Regions from separate parts of the Homo sapiens genome. Here all the other regions are linked to region 2. The links are chromatin contacts, found by Hi-C in ENCODE. All regions are on one chromosome and are shown on one strand. Each heading gives the region's core, a stretch centred on a gene start or an enhancer-like site at or near the end of the contact. The rest is flanking DNA. Distances are from core to core; before and after follow the strand shown.

The links. Hi-C counts contacts between places; a loop is a spot of excess contacts on that map. Pooled maps may share reads with other maps.
Region 1: a loop to region 2 is called in a map of posterior cingulate gyrus, with 6 times the contacts of the local background. The contact joins two enhancer-like sites. A Hi-C loop is called at or near these places in 3 of 168 maps with a recorded cell type or tissue (aorta, posterior cingulate gyrus and right cardiac atrium), 1 of 37 single-sample maps with no recorded cell type and 5 of 50 pooled maps.
Region 3: a map of PC-9 shows a loop between it and region 2 (2.8-fold over the local background). The contact joins two enhancer-like sites. A Hi-C loop is called at or near these places in 3 of 168 maps with a recorded cell type or tissue (PC-9, aorta and heart right ventricle), 1 of 37 single-sample maps with no recorded cell type and 6 of 50 pooled maps.

The regions. Positions count from the first base shown.
Region 1 is chr9:13,606,504-13,609,627 of GRCh38, reverse strand. No RefSeq gene overlaps it. Among named protein-coding and RNA genes, the nearest start is that of LINC01235, 180 kb to the right of the region's middle. Within about 2 kb of position 1,292, at least 5 of the 41 ENCODE cell types and tissues checked have a DNase peak (open chromatin) inside an H3K27ac peak, as active enhancers do.
Region 2 is chr9:14,351,764-14,355,113 of GRCh38, reverse strand. All of the region lies in intron 1 of NFIB-AS1 (NFIB antisense RNA 1), which reads right to left. It also overlaps a transcript of NFIB not described here. Among named protein-coding and RNA genes, the nearest start is that of NFIB-AS1, 36 kb to the right of the region's middle. Within about 2 kb of position 1,478, at least 11 of the 41 ENCODE cell types and tissues checked have a DNase peak (open chromatin) inside an H3K27ac peak, as active enhancers do.
Region 3 is chr9:13,726,973-13,730,237 of GRCh38, reverse strand. No RefSeq gene overlaps it. Among named protein-coding and RNA genes, the nearest start is that of LINC00583, 200 kb to the left of the region's middle. Within about 2 kb of position 1,902, at least 3 of the 41 ENCODE cell types and tissues checked have a DNase peak (open chromatin) inside an H3K27ac peak, as active enhancers do.

The DNA of each region.
Region 1 (3,124 bases), core at 43-2,542, 750 kb after region 2:
TAATATGTAGGAAATGGGCTTTTTTCCTTTAGCTCCATGGATATATCAGTGTTGGGAGTAATGGAAATATTCATTTCAGCATAAAATTAGAGTTTAAAAGGTCAGTTTGAGATGTTTACAACAAACAAGTTAGAAAGAGGCAAACAAGAAACAGAAATTTTCTTTTTTAATAGGGAGAAAAAAATTACACTGATAATTGCCTAAAAATTATATTCATTTTCCAAGTGAATAAATGAGGCTTATTTGATATCACACGAGTACATAGTATTTCTTCTCAAAAACGCTTAAATTTTATATTTTAAAAATATGCACAAATATAATGGAATCAAAGTAGTTTAAGACTGTAAACATTTTAACCTGAAAATACTTCAGTTTAAAATCCTAATTTGAGAAGTCCTTTCTCCACATGGTTGTATACCTTGAAGGAAACTGTGAACACAGGTCGCAAACCAGTCTCTGTCCTGGAAATGAGTGAGTGATATTGATCTATACCCAGTCACTGATTATGCGAAGTCTCTAATGACACCTTCACAGCTTTTATAATCCAGTGGTCCAACAAAGCATGAATTTCAAATACTTTACAAAATCTTCCCTCCTGAGCATCTCTTTTTTTAATTAAAGAATAAAAGGAGTGATTGTTCAACATGATTTCAATGAAAATGAAGACTTGAATTTGTGGGTGTGTGCAATGTTGAAAATCAAAAGGAAAAAGATGCAGCACAAAAAAATCCTTCGCACAACTAATCAGATGACAAAGGTTTTGATCAGCGCGCAAGAACCAAGTGCTTTTCTTTGCTAAACGTAAAACAACGTTTGTCCAAGACTACGATTTCATACAATGTGCTTCTCATCCCACCTTAAGTTGTTTCTCTTTTAAACACTAATTTTTGCTATCTACTGCTTCAACATTCAGAAGAGCCTGCCTCAGGAGGCACAAAAGCTCTGTAATGCTGGGTTAAAGCTGGCACTTTATCCTTAACTCACCTCATTAAGTCTGGATTTTATTCGTCCTCAAAGACGTGGCTTGGAGATAGAATTCTAACCCCCTTAAATTAGAATTTTCTGGCTTTTGTCACTTTAAACCAGATCCTTAATGTTATTAAAAGGTGGGCATGTTGTTGTTTTTCCCCTTTTGGGGGAAGGGGTAGGGAGAAGAATTTAATGTTATTTTTAACGGAACTATCTTGTTAACCTTGGGGGACATCCCCGGAGCTGAAACCCATTGGAGTAATAATAGCTCAGCGACTCACTCCCTGCAGACAGCTCTGCCGAGTCAGTCTGGAAAAGCTCTTTAAAAGCACAGTCTCTGCTGGCCCTTTTCTTTTGGTTTCTGTGGAATTTTTCTTGGTAACAATTTTTAGCTGAGGGGGTTATGGACAATTGTAAACTGGAAGCATTGAAAGGAGGAGGTGGGGAGGGAGGCTGCTTGCTGCACTAATTAAAACAAAGCCTGCTTGTATAAACTGCATCCCCCCTGGTGCAAAGGGGCAAACAGCACAAGGGCCTCTCAGAGCACACAGCTCTGGATACTGCAGGGACTTATATTTTTAAATACAATTAAAAGTAATGCCCCTTTGTTGATTATACTCTCCTTGCCAAACTTGAGGACGGCTGAAGCTGCCAAACATTTACTTTTAAATTTAGTGTGCCCAGCAGCCTTCCAAATGCTGTCAGTTTCACAGAAGGCAGGGCAGTCTGTGATTAACAGCTTCCCAAGATACCAGTAAGTTGCTTGGACAATATTTCAAATGGATGCTGGTTCTGACACTGAGGAGATCAAGCCGGAATTTGGTGTCACTTTGGGGTTTAGAAGGAGGTGGGATTGTTCTTACCTCTTGATAGTACACAAGTTTGAAAGTGGAAAACATTACCAAAGCAAACTCCTCAATTACACATGTGCAAGCAGCAGAGAGTATCTGGTCCAGACCTAACTAAAAAAAACTTGTCAAATGAAAGAGAAATGCACAAACATGCCTGTACTTTGTCCTCTGAATTTTAAAAGCATCTAATGTTACATAGCTCATGTGAACTTTAAAGCACGGCCATCCATGAAGGATTCCCTTTATGGTTTTAGTGGTTGTCCTCTTTCCTTGCTGTTCACAACTATGATTATTTTATAAACCCTTTTGTAGCTGGGTTTATTTGATTTAACCTTTTAAATGTAGCTTCGTTTCTGACAATACAGGAAATATAACGCCAAAAGAAACTCTGTAGAGAAGATGGATGAGAGAATCAGACACACAATTTGAAATGAGATGTCCTGGGAAGACAACAAACTTATTTGGGACTTTCTTGATTTTTCCAGTGTGACTGTCTATAAAGCTGAATGCCAAGTTTTGATTCCTAGGTTTTATGTGGTTGCATAGGTAACAAACTAATACTTGGCGAGGTGTTCTTTTTTTTTTCTTTCTGATGAAAAATGCAGGCTTGAAAAACAAGGTGCAGCATCCGTTTTCAATTAAAAAAAATAAAAATTTAAAACCTCTCCCTCTGGGCCTGGTACTGAGCCAGGTAAGAAAATGAGATGGGTGTGGTCACTAAGAAAGCAATAAGATGAAAATACTCTTCTGCTTGAAGTAGCTTTATATTTTAGTGGGTTTTCCCTCATTCCAATAAAGAAAGTTACACTATGCTATCACTTTATTTTTAAATATTTTCTTTTAAAATCCATTTCCTTTGAATTTTTGCCAATTCTCAAGGACGCCGCATTTGACTTCTATTTTCTCTGTGCATCTCTGATTTCTGTTCGATCCCACAGGAGTAAATATTTGACATCCAGCCATTCCCAGGGGTGGCAGAGCAATGTACTAAACACAGAGACGTTTCACTTCACCAAGAAATGAAGTCAGGCTCCAGGGGATAAACAGCCATCCATAAATAACCTCTCAGAAGTAGCCTAAGGAACGTGTCCTGCAAAGAAATCCTGGCTCAGTACATTCTATTTTGTTTATTTTGCATAAAAGTTTTCTTTGTCTAGATTTGCACCAGCATGAAAACACTTCCAGCAAAATACAGTTAATACAACACAAAACCAAGTAGAAAAAAAGAAAAAAGTCCCACCTGAAAGAAAATTGACTGTTGCCCTTTGAAATGCCAAGAGAAAACAGACTTACCTGACATTCTA
Region 2 (3,350 bases), core at 229-2,728:
TTCCCTTTGGGGAGGGGTGCAGTGTTCCAAGTCACTGTGCTTACTCCAACCCAAACATGCTCACACACACACAGCATCTCCCCATCCCTGAAGCAGGGGTCGGTTGCTATAGGTCATCTCATTTGTGCTGCTGTTCTTCCTCTGGTTCGCTTCTCTCATTTAGAGAGACCTGCTCCTCCCCTGCCGCACAAGGAATAGTGACAGTGTTCACAACAGGACAAGGGCTACACACTCCCTTCACATCTGTAAAGCTAAGGTTGCTGTTCAAGTGATCCTTCACGGGACAATCCATTTCTACACACACACACACACACACACACACACACACACACAGAGTACCCATTACATAGAGATAACCATTTAAATGCAATGCTGAAGGAAAAAATTGCCATGAGGTATAACTGACTGCTCACCTCAGAAACTAGATTTGGAGATTTTAGGAGAGAAAAACCCTCAGCGACTACATAATTATTCCCCAGGGCTGATCCCACTTAAAAATTCACCTGACTGTACAAGGGATGGCCCTAAATTTCAATGGAAACCCAACCATGTAGCCCCTTAGAGAGACCGTACTCTCAAATTGGTCTTTGTACCTATTTGTAGAAAAATGTTAGCCAGATTATAGCTGAAAACTCTGCTAATTCTGGGGAAGATTTTGGTCTTGTGCCTGGAACTATTGAAGCATATATTCACACCTACCACATGTAACACTTAGTAGCAGAATTTCCAGCACAATACTTTAGTACTTTATTTTTAAAAGAAACAGAGCAGAGACTGAAGCCCTGTTCACTCTGCAGCTTTCTTGCAGGAGGCTCCACAAAAGGTGGTGGTGAGGGAGGTTCTGTGCTCAAAAGAGCTATTTTTTTATTTTTAAAAGGAAAGGAGACACTAAAATCTTTGCTCACAATTAGGGAACTCATGATGCTGAAACATAACATTTGCACCTGCCTGTAGATTGAAAAAATAATGTCAAATTTGCAAGGCTCTGAGAAAATAGGGTGCGGTGTATTAGTGATTTAATCAATCCCAATCAACATTAGAGTTCAGACAACACCTTACAGACATCTTACTGTAACCCCTTTGGTTTTTAGAGAAGGAAGGGGAGGTTGGAACATTTTAAGTGATTTGCCCCAGATCAGCTCTCCACCTAAAATGCAGGTCTTTTCTTTCAGATGAGCGTACTTTCCACTGCACCAGGCTACTTCTAAACAGGCATTGTCCTGTCAGCCTCAATTGCATGCAAAAAAAAAAAAAAAAAAAGACAAAACCCCTCTCGCTCTCCACTAGAGTCTCTATTTGGACTCTAGAACGGACAAAGCAACGGCTATTTCAACTTCAACTCCCTTAGCAAATGGAAGAAAAGGCATCTGACCCGTGGACTCCTCCAGCTGGTCCCCGGGTCTCACCGCCTGCGGGTCTCCACGTCAGCTCGCAGGCATCGGCGGCCAGTCGGACACCAGGGGGCGCAGCAGCCTTTGTCCTGACAGGTATTGAAGAATGAAGCCAGACTGGGCCGTCAAGAAAAATCTGACTTCCCTCCTTTCAGTTTCTCTCATTGGAACCAGCCCACTCCCCAGCCCCCTTCATTCGCCTTAAAGCCATTTTCTGCTTCCTCCTCATGCTCAGATTCTCAGGGTGCAGGGATGCAGCAGTTCAGAGACCCCTCTCCAGGAGCTCCCCCGCTCTGCCAAGGACACCCTAGCAGTGGTCCACCATTTGTTCTCACTTGCAGGCCTCTGAACTCAGGATGTTTTTGGCTATTCTTCCTGAATGAAGAACCCTATAGAACAGGACCAGCTTCCCAGAAGAACTGTCACATCTATCCTCTAATATCCCTCCCCTTTCCACGCACAAAAACAATCACAAATTAAATAACATGTCTGGGAAGCTCACGCGGCCTGGACCTATCCCTCACCACCCTCTGTCTGCCCCTACAGTCTAAGGACAGCCTTTGGTAGTAGCTACCTACCCAAAGGGACAGGCTGCAGCACCTTCACCATACCTCTGCCATTCTCACCAACCCATGGTGCACCCCAAGCAGGATAACTGCCTCCTTGTAACCCCACCAGCTTGCCTCTGTGTGCCCTCCAGCAGAAAGAAATCCACTTGACCCTTGCCAAAGTCTCCTGATTCCAAAGATTCAGTAATAAATGAGCATCCTCTTCTACTTTAAGACATACTCCTAACCCTGCCCCTATAGACACAAACGGACACAATGCAAACCCTCAGATGTCAAAAACGTACTCTTTCACAAAGACTCCTGAAACTCCTCTGTTCCAGAGGGAAAGGCTACAGGGTCCTTCCTATGCAGGCCTTTGAAAAGCAGCTGTATGTTTACATAGAGAGATTCCAAGTTTACACAGTCCTTTCCCTGTCTGTTATTGGAGCCTCTCAACAACGCTGAGAGATAAGCAGTGAAATCTAAAGCTTAGAGGCTTGCCTCAGGACCAGACCTAGTACAGCGTAGAAACAGCACTGAGGGCCCGGGTGACAGAGCATGGAAACACTTGCTTGTCCAATTGCACCAAGGCCTGGAAGAAATGCAGCCACCATAGAAGATCATCAGATTACATACACTGAGGGAGCCTGTGGTCTCAGGAGCCAGGCAGGGGCAGGAGGAACAGTGCAAAAGAAGCGGTGATGTCAATTCTGACCCGACTCTTCTTTTTACCTGTGGCCTCGCTCACTTCTTTATTTCCACGTTCATCTTAGCTAATGTAGAGTACCGGGAAGTGCTGAGCCCGGAGACAGGTAGCCATGGTTTGTTATCTTGGTGGTGAGCCTCCCAACTCCACACTCATAAAATAATGATAACATCTATTATATATACAAATACATCACCAAAAAAAAATGAAAAAATCAGTGTAATTCCAGGAGACGGAGCAGGGTAGGAGACTTTTACTTTCATTTTATGCTGTTTTCTATTATTTGAAGTATCTGGATTTACGCATGTGTTCCTTTTATGATTTTATTTTTAAAATTTTATTGGGGTTAATGATGCTCTTTAGCGTTGCTGCAAAGATGACTTATGTAACATATCTGGCATGGTACGTGGTCTGGTGCACAGTTGATGCTCACTCAACAGTAGTTTATTGTTAGCTATATACTTCCGTCAGAACTGTGGGCAAATGGGACCTCAAATCAAGAGACCCGGGGTCTGTGGCACACTCTGCTCTCAGATCCATGTATGCCTTTTAGTAAGTCAAGTCCCTTGGAATCTATGTAAACATAGTAGCTGCTTTTCAAAGGCCTGCATAGGAAGGAATCTGTGCCTCAGTTTCTTTATCTGTAAAGCAATGAGACACAAGCCACTTGATTTGAAAAATGGTGAGAAGGACAGGACAACATGC
Region 3 (3,265 bases), core at 653-3,152, 630 kb after region 2:
AGTCATTAAAAATGATGATGCAGAACAGGAGTTGGCAAGCTATAGCTCATGGGCCACGGTAGCCTGCAAATTTTATGGGAGAACAGCCACACCCATCATTTACATACTGTCATGGCTGTTTTTTGAGCTACTACAGCAGCTGTGCAGCTGTGACAGAGTCTATATGACTCTCTTTTACATCTCTTACTATCCTTTTAATATTTATTCGATTTTTTCCTTACCCCTGGAATATTATGACAACTTTGATTATTAGACCAAAATCTTACAGTGATGTTGGTTGCAATACACAGTGTTTCTTCAAAAACAGCCCATCTAATATGTTAGCCAACACTTCAGTCTTAAACATAAGGATTCGCCATTCCTCATTCAGCTGGCCTGCTAGGAGCAACTATAATCAAACTGCCTGCAACCAACATTGGGAGTGGTGGCACGTAGCCTTTCTTTCCTCTTTCCCCACTGTTGACGTCCACCCTTTCTTCTCTATTTGGCTAACCCTGAGGAGAATAGAAAAAATTGCATAGAGGACAGGAAAGATGGCAAAGAAGGACAGAAACATTCTTACGCAAACTGGTGCTTTCAAAAGATGGCTTCACAACTTCTGGCCTTGGCAGATTGACTCATTGTTGGGTACATGTGTGTTTTGTTTCTTTACAAAGCCAAAATGTGATGGAACATCCCATGATGCAGACAATTCATTTTACTCCAGCTGTACTCCACTTTCTTTTCCTGTGGTCTTCCACGTGGAGTGTCTCTATCTGAGTCCCCTGTCCAGCCCTTTTTAAGGGTATCCTGTTGAGCAGGATTTGAAATGTTTCACATTTGGCTTAATCCTCCACCTCCACCCTGATGTCCTGCAGTAAATATTCACGCACATTTCAGCTTGACACACTCTAGGCAAGCAGCTCACCCCAGTGTGGCAACAGTTCTTTTTTTGCTTCACTAGCTAACCAGCTGGATGACTCATCTCTGCCTTTAGATTTTCCAGGTGGATGTTGGACATTGGCACATTCTGCTCACCAAACTCCTGCGTAAGCATAGCAAGACCCAGAGTTTCCTTGACACCCTCTCTCACATGCACAAGGGGAGAGGCAGCTCCTCTCTGCCTCCCTTTCTGAGAGGCAGTGAATCGGTGAAAACAACAGCATAGCCCACTCCCAGCAAGTGCTCCTCACAAAATTCCAACTGCCCATTCTTTACTGGTGAGTTTTCTAAACAGGTTTCCTCCATGACAATTTTCTCTACTTGCTGTCTTAATAGGAGATTTTTGTTTCCCCCCACCTGTATTTTTAATGGACACATATACCTTTCTGATAAAAATATGTAAAATATTCTGTTCGTTTTTAAAATGTCATATTCAAGTCTGTGGCCATCTTTTGTTCTTAATATTCACGTCTATAAAATGGGCTAGAAAACAGCATCATTGCTCAAGGTGTAAAGCTATTGGTTTATCTAGCTGAAAAGGTGTGCAAGGACTATTGAAAAAAGAAATGTTCATTCAGAAACATGGGCTCTTTTATTTTGTACATATCTTACAGCATAGGATTTTTTCCCCTGGTGTATATGCAAAGATCAGCCTCAGCTGAAAAAAAAAAACACATATGCCCCTAACTTACTGCTTGCTTCCAACTCGAGCTAATTACTTGAACAGCACCTTTCACGGGAAAAAAAGCTGACACAAGAAACTGGACAAGGTCTGTGTCTCAAGTGCTCTGAGGAGAGAGCAGTAAGTAAGGTGTTCTGCACAGCTCAATAATTTGCACCACAGGAAAGCCATCCTTCCAAGGGCAGGCAATATGTCTGCAGTATCCTCCTGGAGGAAGGAGGGCCAGGAGCTCATCTTTATGGCTTGAGGCTTGAAAGCTGCTTAACTGGGCGGAACGCCACCTCCTTGCCATCAAAGCTGTCCACCTGGCAGTGAATCTCAATGAGACAGCTGACTGGCTCAGCAGACAAGTTGCCTTGCCAAGGGGATGAGAACTTAACCAGAAGGTCTTTCAGGAAATGTGTTTAGGATGTGGGGGATGAAGAGGAAGAGAAGGAGCAATTCATCCCCTGAATGAGGCAAATGAGAAGGAGTAGCTGTTCTTTGGTTACACAAGCCACTTTGAGCTTTTCTGTGCCCTTAGCTCATTTAGCCCTAAATTTTGTAAGACTCTGATTTTAGATTCTGATATTAGCATCGAACATTGAGAATCCTTTGTGACTATAGTAGGAAAGTGGGTTCAATTCAAAAACTTAAGCTAAGAAAAGACCTCAAAAACATTTCCATTTGAAAATAACCGATATGAACAAGAATATTATAGGGAAGGCATGAAGCTATTCATTTTTAAAATTGGCTGTTGAAAAATGCCTTGGATTGTTACTTTTCACCAAAGGTTTAGAATTGTAAACCTAATAATTATGATAACTCCTATTTGCCCAGTCCTTGCTAAGTGCCAGCTACCATATTCAGCACTTTATACAAATGCTTTCATCTAATGTCCTTGAGAACCTTATGGGTAAGTCTTCTTAGCTTCACTCTACCGGCAGAAAAACAAAATTCAGAGAGGTTTCATAAATTTTCCACAGACATACAGTGAGTAAGTAATAGAAGAACAAAGATTCAATCCCCAGTTTATCCCAATTCAAAGCCTAGATGCTTATCCACCAGGCTGCATATACCAAATTTGCTGGAAAACATAGCACCTTATCACATAATGAATGATCAGGGCTACAAAGAGAAGATTGTGTAGACACATGTGTGGGGTATAAGAATATTCCATCAAACTACTCCCAATTTATCCTACATTTGTCCCATGGACCTGAGTGTCTGCTCCCATCTCTGGATCTCTGGTGGACATCATATTCAGAAAAACCTGCATGTCCCCTGAAATAGACTCTTGCAGGTGAGTTAAGACAACAGCACACCATTCTGTGCCTTTTTCCTAGCTTCTGGTGGTGGGAGGAGGGGAGAAAGACAAAATGAATGACAGCTGAGCATAGTCTTCACAAAACCTGGTTTTCTACCTCTGGCTCTGGGTTATGACAAGACAGTTTCTCCACTGTCCTTGACAATAATGAAAAATTATTCATTTTTGGTCAAATTTTATATATATAGCTATTATAAAGTACTATATAACTTGTCTTTTTTAGTGACACCTCTGTTTTATTTCGAATTGAATAAGATAAAATTCAACAAAAGTAATAAGATAGCATGGTATGAAAGAGCTTCAGATGGCCTCTCCAAAAAACAAGCCTACTCAGACTAAATGGATATTTGGAAGCA